Linked DNA regions of Homo sapiens: region 1 is linked to region 2. Evidence: read pairs that join two places in POLR2A ChIA-PET (ENCODE). Cell type or tissue: MCF 10A. All regions are shown on one strand. Links, peaks and the distances in the headings refer to the core of each region. The heading gives the core; the rest is flanking DNA.

Evidence for each region. ChIA-PET counts read pairs that join two places held together with the same protein. Peaks named below come from ENCODE experiments on the same cell type or tissue, not always from the same donor. Only the 100,000 strongest peaks of a DNase experiment are listed, where the experiment ranks them.
Region 1: POLR2A ChIA-PET joins it to region 2 with 5 read pairs; 4 of 35 experiments call an interaction of 5 or more read pairs at or near these places.

What each region holds. Positions count from the first base shown.
Region 1 is chr18:7,810,994-7,813,913 of GRCh38, reverse strand. All of the region lies in intron 2 of PTPRM (protein tyrosine phosphatase receptor type M), which reads right to left. Among named protein-coding and RNA genes, the nearest start is that of PTPRM, 250 kb to the right of the region's middle. In MCF 10A, for the core only: no CTCF peak of the experiment used is centred there; a DNase peak (open chromatin) is centred at 1,303.
Region 2 is chr18:7,870,594-7,873,513 of GRCh38, reverse strand. All of the region lies in intron 2 of PTPRM (protein tyrosine phosphatase receptor type M), which reads right to left. Among named protein-coding and RNA genes, the nearest start is that of PTPRM, 300 kb to the right of the region's middle. In MCF 10A, for the core only: a CTCF peak has its summit at 850 (motif pointing left); DNase peaks (open chromatin) are centred at 803, 1,723 and 2,403.

The DNA of each region.
Region 1 (2,920 bases), core at 273-2,772, 60 kb after region 2:
ATCTGAAATTTTTAGACAATTTTTAAATGAGGAAAAACAACATTTGGTCTAAACAGGAGAAAGGATACAGCTGAAGAATAAATTAGTAATCTAGAAGACAGAGCCAAAGAATTATCCCACAAGACAACTCATCTCCCATAGGGGGAAAAAAAGATGAAAAAATGTGAAAAAAAAAGTTAAGACAAGCAAGAACTTAGAAGTTTTAACATATGCCTAATATGAAAAAAAAATTAAGAAGAAATACTTAAAAGAATATAGAGAAATTAACAGACAAAACTAAAGAGATAAGAGAAGAAAAGTACCCAGAGTTGAAGGCACATATCCTCTCGGTCCAGAAGGCCCACGAAGTTCCAAGCAGGATGAATAGGAAGGGGGTCCACATCTGGATGATAAGTGCCCTGGAGCCAGGTCCTCTGTCTTCAATATTTGAGTATTTCTTACGTGGTTACCAAGAATGTTGCATTAAAGGATATTCAATAACTGAACTGCAGCATGGACGGAGAGCCCAGAAATAAATGATGCACTCTGTCTTTGAGAAATAGTCTTACTGGCTACCGGTTCCAAGCACTTGATCTTTGTCAATCTCAGCAATGATTCAGCTATTAAATTTCTCCTTGAGGTCCTAACACACTAACGTTAATCTACTGCACTGAGATCACAACACACTAATGTACATCTACTGTACCCTTACATTCACATTTTCTTTCCCTCTGCCATTCCCCTCACTCATTTATCCCTCGTACTTTCATTTCTATGGAAGAACATGGCACTGGCATATGTTTGTCTCTTACAGAACAAGAGAAAGAGACCCTCTAGAAAGGAAACATCACCAAAGTGGGCATAACCTGCACACAGGTAAGTCACAGGGGTAATTCGTCAGCATGATGTCTCATAGAGCTAGGTGGCTAAGGCACTGCTAGGTGCACATGAATAGCACAAAGAAGCCATGTCAGGTTTTAGACATACCCTGTTCTGTGCTTCTGTGCTTCGGTTCAACCTCAAACTGACAAGATCCACCCAGCACCTCTGCGCCACTGCTGCTCTGATGGCATCATTTCATGCCTCATTCATACACTGTGCAGTGGCACTTAATGTTCACTCTTCAAAGAGCTAGACCATCCAGACCCAATTTCTCCATCATAAGCCAGTGCACTTTGAACAAGTATTGCTGTCAAAGAAAAAAAAAAAAAAACTTTCCAAGTCTCAGTTTTCAACATTCACTGGTGAAGTTGGCAAGTAGATATTTTAAATTCCAGACTGATTACACAGCTCTCCTGTGCTGCTTTGTAGAGTTTTATTTTCACACACTGCCATGACAATCCATCATACTCTGTCCCCTAGGGAAGAGAAAGAGTCCATCTTTTTATAAATAGCTGCAGGAGATTCCTGGAGCAGCTCATGCCCCTCCTGTGCTTAAACCCATGGAGCTTAAGACCTAAGAGGCTCACTTTCCACTGCAAAATACCATTCACCATCAGTCCCACAAATGTGAATGGGGCTGCCTCCAGGTACCTCGACTAGAAAGAGAAAAGCAGCTTATAAAATATGCTCCTGCTTATGGAAGGAGAGAGATAAAAGGAAGAGCAACAGCAGTGCACAATGCACCTAAGAGAATCTATGGCCTCATCAAAACCGGTTTTTTAAAATGTCAGAAGTCACTTGAAAACCTGAAATAAGGAAAAAAGTAATACTTAAAGGAAGTGAATGATGGGCAGAGAAAAACTGGGAATTTGAGAAGTGTCAGTCACTCAGTAATGCCTACTTCATCCAATATTGTTATCACAGAGATAAAGTTGGTAATAACGCATCAAATTGAAAATGTGTTTAATTCATTTAAGGGGATTTAATTCATTTTTTCTTGATTAAGAATCAGTGCACAAGAGCCTTGATGGACATAACTATTATATAAAAGGTTTCAGAACCAGAGTTCAAATTCACTCCAATAACATATCCTGGAAAACTTTACATAAAGTAATTCTGGGTATTAATCTATCCAGTCTCTCAGGAAGAGGCTGCCATATATGTGCAAACACCACCCAAATGCCCAAACACTGGTTATATTAACCCTTTCAAGTGTTCAGAATATAGATTATAATTGCCCAACAACACTTCCCACATAAAGTTCCAAGGGATCTGCTTGACTTATATAACAGTGCCACAGAGAACCCAGCCCCATGTGTCACTCTCAGGAATACCAAAGAGCAGACAACAAATCCTCCCTCCCTTTGGCATCAAGACTTCAAGTCTTCAGCTGGGCACAGTAGCTCACGCCTGTAAACCCAACATGTTAGGAGGCTGAGATGGGAGAAATGCTTGAGCTTGGGAGTTTGGACCAGCTTAGGCAACATAGCAAGACTTTATCTCTACTAAAAATAAAAAAATAAAAAAATGAACTCGGCTTGGTGGTACATGCCAGTATTCCCAGATACTTGAGAGGCTGAGATGGGAGGACCACTTGAGCCCCAGAGATCAAGGCTGCAGTGAGCTATGATTGCACCACTGAGCTCCATGCTAAGCAGCAGAGGAAGACTCCATCTCGGGGTGGGGAGAGAGTTTGAGTCTCCCAAGCATCCTGTGCAAAGCCTATGCAAAGCCCCTTGCTGGGACTGTGCAACCAGGGCAAAATGCTCCTGCTACATGGGGACAGGATATCACAGAAATATTCACTGTGCTCAGTAAAAGGGTGTCTCTGATGGAAACCAGTTCCAGGCTTGTTGTCACAGGCTGTTGCCACTTTATTGAGCCACGCTTGCCTTTCTGCTCCTTGCAGAAACTGTTCCATGAAACCTTATTGATTTTTGCATATTTTATTTCCTATAGGATTATTTCATGAGGCACACTGCTTGCCTATGCTGCAATATGACTGGTGGCCACTGGCCCAATATTGGTTGAAAAAAAATTACTGGGCAAAGGATAAAAT
Region 2 (2,920 bases), core at 280-2,779:
GGTCCCTTCGGTAACCATTGAGAGAAGTATTGTCATTTTATAACCAGGAGGGTTTAAAAAAACTTCCCTAAGGTCACACAGAAAAGCAGATTGTAATCCAGTCAGTCAGATTCTGGAGCTGATGATTTAGTCTAACATATAATCAAGGTTTCATAGCACATCTCAGAGTCAGATAACCAAATATTGGTGGCATATGCTCTCTGGAGAAAATTAAAAAGAGAACAAAAAAAAGTGCATTAGAAGCTATTAGGGTCATCTTCAGCTTTGAATTATAAGTCTTAAAAAGTAAAATTAATCGATTCTCAAATTACATGAGCTATTCTCTTATTTAAAAATAAAAGTTAAAACTCACTATGCTTATGATGACAGTATGGAACCAAAACTAATTCTATTATTTCTTCTCAAGGAAACAAAAGAATTAGTGACAGAATGCAAGATAAGGAGATGAAAATAAAATCTATCATTTAAAAACTACCAACATTCATTGAAAAACATGAATTTTAAGTAAGACATTTAATATAATATAAACAATTAAATAAACCCCTGGATCTCTTCAGAAGCCCAGAGGATATTTTTATTCTTGTTGCTTCCTAATGCAATAAAATGATATAATAACACTCATGTGGCTTTACTTAAAAATGTTATTTAAGATCAAATTATTCAAAACAGATGACCAATTCTCTGAGCTTACACAACCCAAGAGAAGACAAACATTATCTATTAAGTGCCAAAATGGTCTGAAGGTCAGAAGCATATCTGTGATGACTCACAGAGGCACTCGATACTAAGTGCTCTTCATCTTCTGCCTCCACAGAGTGCCCTCCACAGGTCTGTCAAGAGATGCCACGTGAATCACTTCCAACATTCACTCCTGTATAAATGGCACTTTTATTGTTGCCGACAAGGAAATGGGAAGAAATGTACAAGAAGTAATACCACTGATTATCTTGGGTATTTTTATTCAAGGCTAATTTTTCTTTCATTTAACCAGTATTTTTGTAAATAACTCTTTCAAGTAATCGTTTTCAATCCGGGTAAAAAAAACAAACCAGGTACCCATAAACACACTGGGTAGAATAGCAAAATAATATGAATAATAACTGCACAATAATATAATTTTATAATAACATGAAGAGAAAATATTAGGTGGGAATAGTAGACCAATGGTAATCTAAGGCAGTGATATGAGGAAGTGGGAAGGATAAATGGGATATCTTGAGTTACAATCAAAGGATTGTTTGTCTGAATGGATACTGAGAGGCTGGGGAGCTGATGGTGTCCAAAATGATTCTTAGCCTAAAATATGTGAAAGAACGGTGGTTCTTTTACACCACTTACATGATTCCAGTTTATGCTGACAACTGAATTTTATCTGACAAAAAAGCAGAAACAGTAATTTGATACATCTATATCACCAATGACGGATAATCTGAGATATGCCTGGCACTCAATTAGTTGAATTAACTACCACAATGCACTATGAACAAAAAATAACAACAGAGGCATTTTAAATCCTTTTATGTATCTCATTGGCAGAAACACTTTTTCTTTAATTTTTTCTTCTTTATCATTTACACAATTATTCTAAAAAGAAACAGCAAACTTTAAAATGTACTGTGTATATGTATTGAGTAATCACTGCCCAGGCACTGTCGTAAGCACCACTGATTCAAAGTTGAGTATAATAACTCAAGCCCCATTCTTAAGTCAGGTGTGGCAGGAAGACAGTGATGTTGCAATGGTGTGAACACCTCCCTCGTTCAACATTCACTGAGGGCACACACAAAAGTGGCACTGAAGCTAGCTCAGGGAGGTGGGGTGCTAGTGACAGCTCTTTAGAGAAAGGGAACTCTGAGCTGAGTCCTCCAGGATGAGGCATTAAGACAGGCCACAGATGGAGAACAGGCTGGGGATTCAACATTTGTTCATTCCACAAACATTTGTGAGCCTGTTACAGTGAACAGACACTGACATTGGGCATGAAAAAGACATGTCCACGGCCCCTCAGAAGCTTCCAGTCTAACAGAGTAAGCAACTGTGTAATTAAGTAATTAAAACACGAAGTTGTAATTGCTATGTCAGACATATTCAAATGCCAAAGTGACAGAATGGCACCGCAGAAAACAATGGCTAACGCAAGTTTAGGATCATCATCAGGGTAAATTAAGAACTGAACTGGACTGTCACTGAGAAACTGTAGAGCACACACAAATGCAAATAGTGACCATCAATACCTTGGAGGGTAGAGGAAGATACTTTATTCACTGTCCAAACTTCATTCACTTCATTCATTGTCCAAACTTTAGAAGGATTAATCAGTGCTCCACAGCTGAAATCAAGATGTGATTTAACCACAGGAGGAACAGCATGTCCACAGTTATTGTTGGGAATCACATTATGGCTTTCTAGGAAAGCAACTGGGCTCTTGCGAAAGTAATAGCAGTTCACATTAAAATGCCTTGTCCTTTACAGCTTGGTGTTTTGCTTTTATAAAACTTCTTTCAAGAGCTGCATTGCTGCCTTAAGTGGCATTCCAGGGAGGCGAACTCCCACTTTGCACACAAACAGGTCAGATACGTCAAAACTAACCATTATTGTTGGAGTTTGAAAGCTACTTTATCCCCATGAGAGTTAACTGCCAGAGAGACGGTTCTTTTCTAAAGTGTTTTAGACAACATCTCTAAACCTTTTTATTAGGCAGAATTACTTCCATAGAGTCTACAGCCAGGCCCAGAGGAGAAAGCTGAACTAAAGGCAAAGAATATTTTTAAATCGTTGAGGAAAAAAAATCTTCAGTGATTTTATATTTCAAATAAAAAATATTCAGGTGATTTAATATTTAAAATTGTCTATCAGATTTTTTATTGATTGGTAGGCAGTGTAATGAAGAGAGGAGGGGATGGGGTACCATCAATTTAGA